Regions from separate parts of the Mus musculus genome. Here region 2 is linked to region 1. A link is a contact called in ENCODE Hi-C data. All regions are on one chromosome and are shown on one strand. Each heading gives the region's core, a stretch centred on a gene start or an enhancer-like site at or near the end of the contact. The rest is flanking DNA. Distances are from core to core; before and after follow the strand shown.

Region 1 (6,129 bases), core at 2,742-5,241:
TACTTAAGAAAACTGAGATGGGGGGCTGGTGAGATGGCTCAGCGGTTAAGAGCACTGACTGCTCTTCCGAAGGTCCTGAGTTCAAATCCCAGCAACCACATGGTGGCTCACAACCATCCGTAATGAGATCTGACACCCTCTTCTGGTGCATCTGAAGACAGCTACAGTGTACTAATGAATAATAATAAATAAATCTTTAAAAAAAAAAAAAAAGAAAAGAAAACTGAGATGTTAAATACACATTTTCAAACCCAGGCCAGGAATTTTTCTTCAATTCACTTATGACAGTTTCAGTGAGGTAAAAACAAGGCAACAGGATGTCCAGCAATCTCTTCCTTTTGCTATCAAGCAAAGTATATTTACATCAGGATAATCCCTCAAATAAATTTCAGTCATTAAAAGACACCATTCTTCTAAATGTGTCAGTGTGTTTTGCCTACATGTAAACATGTGTGGACTATGAGCAAATCTGGTGGATATCAGACATTGGACCCTGGAATTGGAGTAAGGAACAATGGTAGTTGACATGTGGGTTCTGGGAACCAAACTAGGGTTTTCACAAAAGCAAACAACTATACTTTGCTACTGAGCTATACTTCCAGCCTGAAAACAACTATTCTTCTAAATGATGTCCAGAGACTTGAAGAGAGACCTTCCCATCAATATTTTCCACCTTCCATATAACCAACTGGCACCCAAAGATAGTATCTCTTTATTTTCCCACTTCTACTACCAGTAAACTAAAACAAGATCCAAAATGAAAGGAGATGTAAATCAAACCCATACTGTTTTATAGAGCCCTTCCTCAAGCAACTAGCTCCCAACAGTGCTAGCCACAGCATGTATACAGGTTTATACACGCTATATACACAGAAGCTTGTGTGTATGATGCATGAGAGTAAGTAAAACTCAGCTCTGTACTTTACAATGCTTATGCTGTTATTCATTAAAGTCGAACCACATAAATATTTAAGGAACAGAGGACACAATACTTTAAAAGATACCTACAAACAAGACAATCACACCCCTTGCCCTCCTGAAGCTTTCGATCTGGAAATGTAGACAATTACTTACAAAAGCAAAAATTCATACACATTTTGGGTTAACTATTCTTTGTAGACTATATCCTGTAGGGATTCAAATAAAATTCATGTAAAATGTTTATCAGAAAAGATGTGCATTTCTTCATCATAGAGAAAAATCCATGGAATACACAAGGTGCTGTTGTTTCCCAGTATTATTTTTAAAAAACTCACATTAACAGTCAACTTTTTGGACAAATCAACACAAAAATAGCAGGGAGCTGGTAGACTATCCAAGTATAGAGGATTAACTGAAACATTACAGGAATTGATGTTTATTACAAAGCCCAATAAATTAAGAATTCCTATGACTCTAAAATTCATTGTGATTAACACGCATAATTGCAACTTTCTTATTTTCTGAGACTTGTTTTTTAATCAAGAGTTTCCAAAAGTTATGAATTTATTAAAGGCTTAAGTTTTAGCATGATTAAGATTCCTTTTTATGGGACATTTCTCTTCTCCCATAAAAAGGAATCTTACCTGCTCCAGAACTCATTCTGTAAACCAAGCTGGCTTTGTACTCAAGAGATCTACTTGCCTCTGCCTCCTAAGTGCTGGGATTAAAGGCCTACATTGCCACCATTATGACTAAGATTCTTATAATCTTCGTACTTTCCTGTTAAACACATAACAAATGATACAAATTTCTCTTAACATTCTCACTTTTCTTTAAGTATTACTTATTCGGTTTTTTTGTTTTGGTTTTTTGTTTTTTCGAGACACGGTTTCTCTGTGTAGTCCTGACTTGTCCTGGAACTCACTCTGTAGACCAGGCTGGCCTCGAACTCGGAAATCTGCCTGCCTCTGCCTCCCAAGTGCTGGGATTAAAGGTACTTATTCGTTTTAATACTGACTTTCATAGGTGAGTGACAATGATCAAGTAACACTAAGCACTTCCAGTAGGTATTTACTAGCTGCTAGTATAGAGAAATAATCTTGATTTTAACTATAAAAAAGTCACTTGTACCAGAAAATTCAAATAAAGCACAATTAGAAAAATTAAGTTTTAAAAAACTATTTCCAAATATTCTAAGCATTGGTGACGAATGACATCACAACTCAATAATCGAGTTTTTGTGTTTAAAGTGCATCTTCAATATTAAGTCCACTTCTAAAAGCAAATGATCATTACTTCACTGTGCATTGTTGTATATTACTGATTTCTAAATTATCTTCACTTTAATAGAAACTATACTGACAACTGAATTTTAATCGCTTTTGTGTTTGGTTCATCTACCATGGCAGCCACCAAAACTACTAAGTCATAAATCTTATCCTGCCAATCAAAGGTTGAAAGGATCTTCAGGTTTTTTTTTTTTTTTTTACAACTGACTTTATATAATAAGATAGTCCTTTATTCACTATCAGAATTCTTCCTTCACAGTCCTTCAGAATGTCTCGAGGAACAGGTTTAGTTTCAGAATAAAAAATAAACTGCAATGTGTGCATCGAGAATTGCTTCAACTGGGCAGTGATGGCACATGCCTTGCACTCAGGAGGCAGAAGCAGGCAGATCTCTCAAGTTTGAGGCCAGCCTGTCTGCAAATCAAGTTCCAGAACAGGCAGGGCTACATGGAAACCATGTCCCTAAGGGGGGGGGGGGGGGGAGGATGCTTATGACAAAGACAGATCTTTAAACATATTCCCACTCAAGACAGACCAGAAAAGTGGAAAAAAGCTTTAATGACTGTTCAGCCCACTTAACAAATCTCCACCTCAAATTTAATGAGCCACAAGCAGAGATTTGTGAAATGCAGGGCAGCAAGTGTGCACTATTTTCTTCTAAGACTGTCGCGATAGTCCCAGAGCTGAGAACTCTCTCAAGACTGCATCCCATCTAGACGAGTATCTTCTATGGTCTGGATCCTATACTGGCATCTGTGGTCTCTATATAGTATTTCAGAAGAAATGACATTTTATCAACTAAAATGTTTTCTTTTTATCTTTCCAAGTCTCTCTAGCCTCCACCTACGTATTCCTCGCTGAATCTTTTGAGAACTCTGCACTATTCTGGGAGATCCGTTGCTAGGACTTTTGGAAGAAGGGGCATGGGTGTTTGTTTGTTTGTTTGTTTTTTTCCTAATATCTTTCTTTCCAAAGTAAATACTCGAGGAATAAAAGAAGCGATTCTTAGCTTATCCAAAAGATCAGTGAGAAGCTACTTACAGGTATTTCTCATGATTAATAATCCACCTGAATGAATTAAACTAGTCTACTCACTAGTCTAACAATGCTAACTGTGACGTTATTTTCGAAAAAAGTCAACCAAAAAGACGACAGTTCAGAAAAATACGCATTACATCCGCATAATCCGGCCAGGAAACGTGCCCGGGGGCAAGTTCCTCAAAGCAAGCCCTCTCCCAACCGCTCCCGGGAGTGACGAGAGAAGCAAAGCCCTGGTCGAGGTGGGAGCCGCCGCAGAGACGAGGACGCCGGGCCCAGCAGGCCAGGCCTCGCAAGGAGCGGGTCACGATGCGGCCGCCTGCTCTGCGCGAGGCCCTAACCTCCCGCCTCGCCCGCAGGCCGCGGCTCCTAGGTCCCCTCGCCCGGCCGCCCCGAGGCCCCGTCCTCCACACTCACCTTTCTCCTCCCGGCTGTCGGCCGCCATGGCTGCCCTCCGGCTTCCGCCGCCGCCACCGCCGCCGCCGGGACGCGAGTCGCGCGGGCGCCGCAGACGCGGCCGCAGGCGCACGAGTCCGTCCGTCAGTCCGTCCGGCGGGCCGCGCGCTTCGACCTGACCTGCTCCACTCAGCTTCCTACGCGCAACCCTTCCTCCCGTGCTCTGGTTCTCTTCCCGCCTGGCTCTCTGGCCTCGGTCGGCGCGGGCTTCAGCCTTCCTGTTGGGGTTCGGCCACCACAGAGACAAGGGGGAGGAGAGAGACACAGATGGCGACGCCGGGCGGCGCTAAAATGGAGCCTGCTTCCTGCGCGAAACAATCCCGCTCCCGAAATGCCTTGCGCTGTTTACGCTCTGTGCCTCTCGCGGAACGTCACAGTGCGGGGAACCGGGGCGGGGGCGGAGGCGGGGACGGGGACTGGAGCGAGAAGCGGGACGTAAGAGGGCGTGACTTCGGCACGTCGTCCCGCCCCGCGCGCAAACTTGACGTCCAGGGAACCGCCCTCGTTCCAGAGGATAATCGGTATTTAGGCTTCTCTGCTGTGCTTCCTACAGCTCAAGGATGCAGACATCTCACCAGAAACGTTTGGAAGGCCTTGAATGGTTAGTGTGAGACACCATCAGAAAGGGTGTTATGTCTTTCTTTGGTTTTACGAGACAGGGTTTCTCTGTGTGGCCCTGGCTGTCCTGGAACTCACTCTGTAGACCAGGCTGGCCTCGAACTCAGAAATCCGCCTGCCTATGCCTCCCAAGTGCTGAGATTAAAGGCATAAACCACCACTGCCCGGCTATGTCTTTTTTATATATTTAATTTTCTTTTATTTGATTAGTAGTGTCTACTACTTCTTTTTAAATATTGTTCTAGGACCAGGGGTTAAGAATAGCTTTATTGTTGGGTGGTATTTGGGCTCATCTTTAATCCCAGCACTGGAGAGGCAGAGGCAGAGGCAGAGGCAGGAGGATCCCTGTGAGTTCGAGGCCATCCTGGCATACAGATTGAGTTCCAAGACACCCATGGCTACACAGAAACCCTGCTTCAAAAATAAACAAACAAATGTGTTCTCCCTCAAAGGAAGTCTGAGTTTATCTTCTAGTTAAGGCAGCCAAGGTTTGAGTAAACAAATTGAAAGTTGTGCTGACGCCAGGAGTGGTGGTGCACACCTTGAAACCCAGCATTCTGAAAGCAGAGGCAGGGGAATCTCTGAGTTAGAGCCCAGCCTGGTCTATAGAGTGAACAGTACTGGGATAGCCAGGGCTACAGTGAAACCTTAGCTCAAAAGAAAAACAAACAAAAAAAAATGGAAAGGAAGAAAAAAGACAAAAGGGAAAAAGAAAATTGTGAACTTTATTAAAAAAAAAAAAAGCTAGCTAGAAAAGGGTGATGCATACCTTTAATCCTCCCATTAGGGAGGAGGCAAGCAGATATCTGAGTTCAAGAACAGCCTGGTCTACAAAGCAAGATCCAAGACAGCCAGGGCTACACAGAGAAACCTTGACTTGGAAAACAGAGAGAGAGACAGACAGACAGACAGACAGACAGTTGCTATAGTGATAAGACCCCTTTTTATGGAGAAAAGCTAGTACAGAGGCCCTCCTGTGGAGGTGAAGACTGATGGTAAAAGATAAGAGACAATAACAAATAAGCACTAATTGTCTTCGGAAAGCACATACAAAGACTTTATGAAGATCTGAGGGGCATTCCAGTAACCAGGAATGGAGGTGAATGAAGATCTGCGGGGCATTCCAGTAACCAGGAATGGAGGTGAATGAAGATCTGCGGGGCATTCCAGTAACCAGGAATGGAGGTGAATGAAGATCTGCGGGGCATTCCAGTAACCAGGAATGGAGGTGAATGAAGATCTGAGGGGCATTCGAGTAGCCAGGAATGGAGGTGAATGAAGATCTGCGGGGCATTCCAGTAACCAGGAATGGAGGTGAATGAAGATCTGCGGGGCATTCCAGTAACCAGGAATGGAGGTGAATGAGAAGACAAGTACTGAGATGATGTTTGACAAAAGTCACTGCCCACTGGTGGTGGCATCACATGCCTTTAATCCAAGCACTTGGGAAGCTGAAGCGCAGATCTCTTGGATTTTAGGCCTGCGTAGTCTAAAAGCAAGTTCCAGGACAGCCAGGGCTACACAGAAAAACCAAACCAAACAAACAGTAGTACGAGATCTTCAGGGAAAATAACTTGGAGTAAGCCTACTGAAAGGTAGGAAGTGAAAACACCCTGGATACTCCAAAGAACCATCCTATAGAATGTAAAAGCAAGTCTACACACGTAGACTTGTAGTTTGAGCTGCTTGTCAGAATCCCTTGGATGATAGTAGAAGACCAGCCAGTCACATTTACCACTTTTGGTTTTATTTCTTGGGAAAGCCTCACTTTCTCAAAAAGTATATTCTTGACTCTCTAGAATTCCAT
Region 2 (6,309 bases), core at 1,524-4,023, 1.8 Mb before region 1:
TATGCTTTTCTACTTCATCTGAAAAGGAGTTAAGCTCTAAAGCTAGCAAGGCTGGGCTGAAATCCTGCCTGTGATGCATAAAAGCTTTGTGATTTTGACAAAGTTAATTCTCTCTGCTCCAAATTTCCTCATTTTCAAAATGTGGATAATAGGGCCAAGTGAAATGCACTCATGCAGGAGCAGGGTACCTTGGTGCCTTCCTCTGACCTTTCTGCCTTGATTGGTCCCTCACTGAGCTGGAAGCTTGCTTTTGGCTAGCCTGGCAGGCCAGTGAGTTACTGGGATCTACCTATCTCCTCTTCCCAAAACTGGGGCTACAGGCACAGGTAACTGTTGTTGTTTAGAACTCAAATTCAGGTCTGCATGTTTGCAGAACAAGGGCCCCAACCCACCAAATCAGCTCAACTTAGAATTGTAGCGTCTTTATCCGTGACTATTACAACCACATCATCTTTGTACAGAGAGTAGACAATTGCTTAGAGCAAGTTTAACCTTAAAATTCCCAGCAAACTGAGAATCAAATAGCAACCACCACCAATCACCAGCAGAGGGGATATGGAATTTCTACCTTAGTTACCATAAAAAGGATTATTAAAAAAATACAATTGGTGCAATTATCCTTTCTGTCACATTTAACCAAAGCTGCTTTTTACCACAGATGCACGGTAAATGCATATGTACAAATATTCTGTCCCAAGAATTACAATTATAATTGAAATCTGTTAGATCACTTTTGCAGGCTATCTTACAAAAAAGAAACAAACAACCCCCCCCCCATGACTGTCAAAGGTTTTCATTGTCTCCACATGAAAACTTATATAAAAGTGTTAAAGTGTTAATTTCATTAACACTGCACAACTAGGTGGGGAAACTTTCTAGGCTAATGTGCTAAAATATTACACAGTTTTTTTACCCTCCAATTACAATTCTTAGTAGGACTTTAATGGATGAATAAAGTAGCAACCCCGGGCTGGAGACAGCTCACTTGTATGAGTGCTTGGTTAGTTATGCACAGGCTCCAGGTTCAAGTTCTCAGCACCCAGTACAAAAGACCAACCAACAAAGCCCAAAGCAGCAACCCCTAATTCCCTGCTGACAACAAATTTTAAACTTAAAGAAAAAAAAATAGGTATTACAAACACAATCACTTTACTTCAAAACACTTTTTATTGACCTAAAATAATTGCCAAAAGCTAGGCCAAAGAGCAACTTTACTTAAGCTTAATGCTCTTCTTAACTCCAGCACGAATGCCAGAGAGTTCACCACTGTACCGCTGTTCTTCTCTGCGAACTTCACGAACCTGGCCTCGTCGTCGGATTTTGGCTTTTCTGAACTTTTCCCTATGTTTCACTCTGGGATTTCTATCAATCTTCTTTCTCCTGGGTGTAAGTCCCCTATTTTTAGCAATCTGGTAGGTAATGGCTCTCTTTGCATTTTGTTCTTCGAGAGCCTGTTCTTCAGCACTGTTTTCTTCCTTCTTTCTCTTCAACTCTTGCCTGTCTTCCATTTCCTTATAGTACTTGAGAGCAGCCCCATCAAAATCAGGCTCATCAGTCAGGGCAACAGCAGCAGCCTGCTTTACAGACTTGGGCTTGGTTTTGGTTAATTTTGCTTTTGGAGTCATTTCTTTCTTTACAGCACCATCCTTGGCTGTGAGGAGGTGACGGATTTCAGAGGACAGTTTCTGATCCACAACCGACAGCTTGTTGATCAGATTTCTGTAGGTAACAAGCCTTTCTATAACAGGATGTCCATGTGCAGGGACTCTCCGGGCTTTTAAGATCAAATAAAAGCTAATGTTGGCGCAATAGTTCAAGTAGAGATTATACTTAGTCTTCAGGTATTCGCTTCCTCTTCCAGTTGGAATGACCCCTTTCTCCACCAACTGTAACAAGGGTTCTAACTCATCCTTCACCTCTGTCAACTTGGCTTGGAGGTCTTCTATGAGCTCTAAGAGCTCTGGTGATTCTTTCTTCAACATTTTCAGCTTCTCTTTTACCGAGACTTTAGCCAAATCCTTCACAACCCTTGTCTCAGCTTCGTCTACCTGGGGCACCGGCTTTGCAAAGGCCTCCACCCAAGCGACTCCAAAATCATCCTCTTGCAGGGCTTGGGCCAAGCGCCGCTGAATTATCTGTGCCTCCTCCTCTTCTTCTCTTTCCTCCTCTTCTACTTCTTGCTGACTCTGACGGCCTCGGGATTTGGAACCATAGTCCGTATCGTAATAAAGCTTTTTTCTCTGACCCCAGGACAAGCTAGGGTCCACAGAGGCCTCAGCCTCACTCTGCACGGAGCTTCCGCCGTCATCATCCTCTCCAACCTCCTCCTCCTCCGAACTCTCTCCATCTTCGTCATCTCCATCATCAATATCTAGAGGTAGCACCTCTTCCTCCTCATCGCCATCCTCCTCCCCACTCTCGACTTCGTTCCAGCCCTTGGCCAGGACTGCCCGAGATCGCGCTTCATGGAACTCATCTACCTGGTCTTGGTAGTAGCTGGAGTCCCCTGGAGAGGGCGGCAACCCCAAGTCGTCCTCATTTTCGTCCGTGGCGGTGAGACCTGCCTGGGCCCGCACGGCGGCCCACTGAGCCGCTCCACGCCGCCGTGATTTCTTCACCATGGCTCACCAGCGGTCCCGGGTTCCCAAGCGACGCCGCGATTTCCGCCACTTCTGACCTCCGCCCAGAATGATGCCGGCAAGCGGAGGCTTTCAGCACCAGCACGCTCCGCGAACCCAAGTCGGTGACCACCGGAGCAGAGAGTCTGGGAAAGGCCTGTTTCCTTCCGCTCCCAGGGTGCTCTCCGCGCAGCGCGCGCGCCTAAACTTCCGCTCCCCCCCCCCCCCCCAGCGTAATCCCGCCGCCGTGTCTTTTTAAAAACCAGTCGGTTCCGGCGAATGAAAACTTCCGGGTAGGAACGCTAGGCCAAGGATATTTCCGTTCCGCGGATCCTTTTGTGGCTACTTCCGAGCTCTCTCTCTCTCTGGTGACTTCCGGCGTGAAGCCGGAATCCCGCCAGGGACGCCGCGAGACAGCCCGCGGCCGACAGAGGGCGCGGGGCATCTACGTTCCCACGCGTCGGCAGGGCGCCCACTGGGCCACGCTAGATAGTTGCCCAGCTCACGGTTTCGTGTTCTCCGTTTGCCAGAGTGGAAGTTAGTCAGGGTTTTGTTTGTGTTTTGTTTAGTTTTGTTTTTTGTCTGTCTTGACTTCTGAAGCCGGGACTCGCCATGTTGTCAGCCTCAGCCTCCCGGATTGGTGCTTTTCTCTGTTTTTGCCTGGGAGTTGCTACCGTAGGCGCCGCGTTTCCGGGCCCCGCGCGGCGAGTCTCTGCTTTTAGGCGACCCGAGAGAGGACTTCGGGGTTTTTTGGGGACGATGTAACCGGGAAGAGTAAAAGACGCGCGGTGTCCTTCTACTGGAATAGCTTCGCTTTTCTAGACGTTCTGGAAAACTGTGAGGCTGTCAGCCGCGGACAGCCTCCTATGTATAGAATTGGGTTGCAACATTTAATGATTATTCATTGTTGTGTTCTTCAACATTGATCAAGCACCAAACTTCCGTGGCAGCGTTTTAGGCAGAGATGGGGGGGGGGAGGGGAGGGGAGAATAAAGGAAGGAAATGAGCAAAATAGATTTAACAAGGGAGGGAGGGGAGAGGAGAGAGGAGAATGAAGGAAGGAAATGAGCAAAATAGATTTAACAAGGGAGGGGAGGAGAAGAGAAAGAAGAGGGAGAGGGGAGAGAGGGAGAAGGGGAGAAGAAGTGGGGAGGAGGAAAGAGGAGGGAAGAGGAAGAAGAGGAAAAGGAAAAGAGATAAAGGCCAAAATAGGAGACCTTGTGGTTTAGGAGGGCGCACGGGTACACCAAACAGAAAACTCAGTCAAATGGGAGAAGTGACATATGGGTCTAAGAGAATCGAACTGGTGTCAAGCTTAGTAGACAGGGCTACCACCTAAGCTATCTCAAATGTATGACCTTTTATGTCAGCTTCCTTATTTAAAAGGATATACAAAGTCGTGATTATGCATACCACATGGGGTCTTGTCTTTTTTTTCTTTTTTTTTTTTTTCCATTTTTTATTAGGTATTTAGCTCATTTACATTTCCAATGCTATACCAAAAGTCCCCCTTACCCACCCACCCCCACTCCCCTACCCACCCACTCCCCCCCTTTGGCCCTGGCGTTCCCCTGTACCGGGGCACACAAAGTCTGCGTGTCCAATGGGCCTCTCTTTCCAGTGATGGCCGACTAGGCCATCTTTTGATACATATGCAGCTAGAGTCAAGAGCTCAGGGGTACTGGTTAGTTCATAATGTTGTTCCACCTATAGGGTTGAAGATCCCTTTAGCTCCTTGGGTACTTTCTCTAGCTCCTCCATTGGGAGCCCTGTGAACCATCCATTAGCTGACTGTGAGCATCCACTTCTGTGTTTGCTAGGCCCCGGCATAGTCTCACAAGAGACAGCTACATCTGGGTCCTTTCGATAAAATCTTGCTAGTATATGCAATGGTGTCAGCGTTTGGATGCTGATTATGGGGTGGATCCCTGGATATGGCAGTCTCTACATGGTCCATCCTTTCATCTCAGCTCCAAACTTTGTTTCTGTAACTCCTTCCATGGGTGTTTTGTTCCCACTTCTAAGGAGGGGCATAGTGTCCACACTTCAGTCTTCATTTTTCTTGAGTTTCATGTGTTTAGGAAATTGTATCTTATATCGTGGGTATCCTAGGTTTTGGGCTAGTATCCACTTATCAGTGAGTACATATTGTGTGAGTTCCTTTGTGATTGTGTTACCTCACTCAGGATGATGCTCTCCAGGTCCATCCATTTGGCTAGGAATTTCATAAATTCATTCTTTTTAATAGCTGAGTAGTACTCCATTGTGTAGATGTACCACATTTTCTGTATCCATTCCTCTGTTGAGGGGCATCTGGGTTCTTTCCAGTTTCTGGCTATTATAAATAAGGCTGCTATGAACATAGTGGAGCATGTGTCCTTCTTACCAGTTGGGGCTTCTTCTGGATATATGCCCAGGAGAGGTATTGCTGGATCCTCCGGTAGTACTATGTCCAATTTTCTGAGGAACCGCCAGACTGATTTCCAGAGTGGTTGTACAAGCCTGCAATCCCACCAACAATGGAGGAGTGTTCCTCTTTCTCCACATCCTCGCCAGCATCTGCTGTCACCTGAATTTTTGATCTTAGCCATTCTCACTGGTGTGAGGTGGAATCTCAGGGTTGTTTTGATTTGCATTTCCCTGATGATTAAGGATGTTGAACATTTTTTCAGGTGCTTCTCTGCCATTCGGTATTCCTCAGGTGAGAATTCTTTGTTCAGTTCTGAGCCCCATTTTTTAAGGGGGTTATTTGATTTTCTGAAGTCCACCTTCTTGAGTTCTTTATATATGTTGGATATTAGTCCCCTATCTGATTTAGGATAGGTAAAGATCCTTTCCCAGTCTGTTGGTGGTCTTTTTGTCTTATAGACAGTGTCTTTTGCCTTGCAGAAACTTTGGAGTTTCATTAGGTCCCATTTGTCAATTCTCGATCTTACAGCACAAGCCATTGCTGTTCTGTTCAGGAATTTTTCCCCTGTGCCCATATCTTCAAGGCTTTTCCCCACTTTCTCCTCTATAAGTTTCAGTGTCTCTGATTTTATGTGAAGTTCCTTGATCCACTTAGATTTGACCTTAGTACAAGGAGATAAGTATGGATCGATTCGCATTCTTCTACATGATAACAACCAGTTGTGCCAGCACCAATTGTTGAAAATGCTGTCTTTCTTCCACTGGATGGTTTTGGCTCCCTTGTCGAAGATCAAGTGACCATAGGTGTGTGGGTTCATTTCTGGGTCTTCAATTCTATTCCATTGGTCCACTTGTCTGTCTCTATACCAGTACCATGCAGTTTTTATCACAATTGCTCTGTAGTAAAGCTTTAGGTCAGGCATGGTGATTCCACCAGAGGTTCTTTTATCCTTGAGAAGAGTTTTTGCTATCCTCGGTTTTTTGTTATTCCAGATGAATTTGCAAATTGCTCCTTCTAATTCGTTGAAGAATTGAGTTGGAATTTTAATGGGGATTGCATTGAATCTGTAGATTGCTTTTGGCAAGATAGCCATTTTTACAATGTTGGTCCTGCCAATCCATGAGCATGGGAGATCTTTCCATCTTCTGAGATCTTCTTTAATTTCTTTCTTCAGGGACTTGAAGTTTTTATCATACAGATCTTTCACTTCCTTCGTTAGAGTCACGCCGAGATATTTTATATTATTTGTGGCTATTGAGAAGGGTGTTGTTTCCCTAATTT

Evidence for each region. Hi-C counts contacts between places; a loop is a spot of excess contacts on that map.
Region 2: a loop to region 1 is called in a map of T-helper 17 cell, with 4 times the contacts of the local background. The contact joins the promoter of Utp3 here to the promoter of Ythdc1 in region 1. A Hi-C loop is called at or near these places in 2 of 37 maps with a recorded cell type or tissue (T-helper 17 cell and T-helper 2 cell).

What each region holds. Positions count from the first base shown.
Region 1 is chr5:86,802,128-86,808,256 of GRCm38, reverse strand. Ythdc1 (YTH domain containing 1) reads right to left here and starts at 3,991. Exons shown (of 17, transcript NM_001347375.1): 1 at 3,666-3,991. The coding sequence starts at 3,693.
Region 2 is chr5:88,550,926-88,557,234 of GRCm38, reverse strand. It overlaps Utp3 (UTP3 small subunit processome component), which reads right to left and starts at 2,773. Exons shown (of 1, transcript NM_023054.2): 1 at 1,145-2,773. The coding sequence starts at 2,621. The coding sequence ends at 1,212.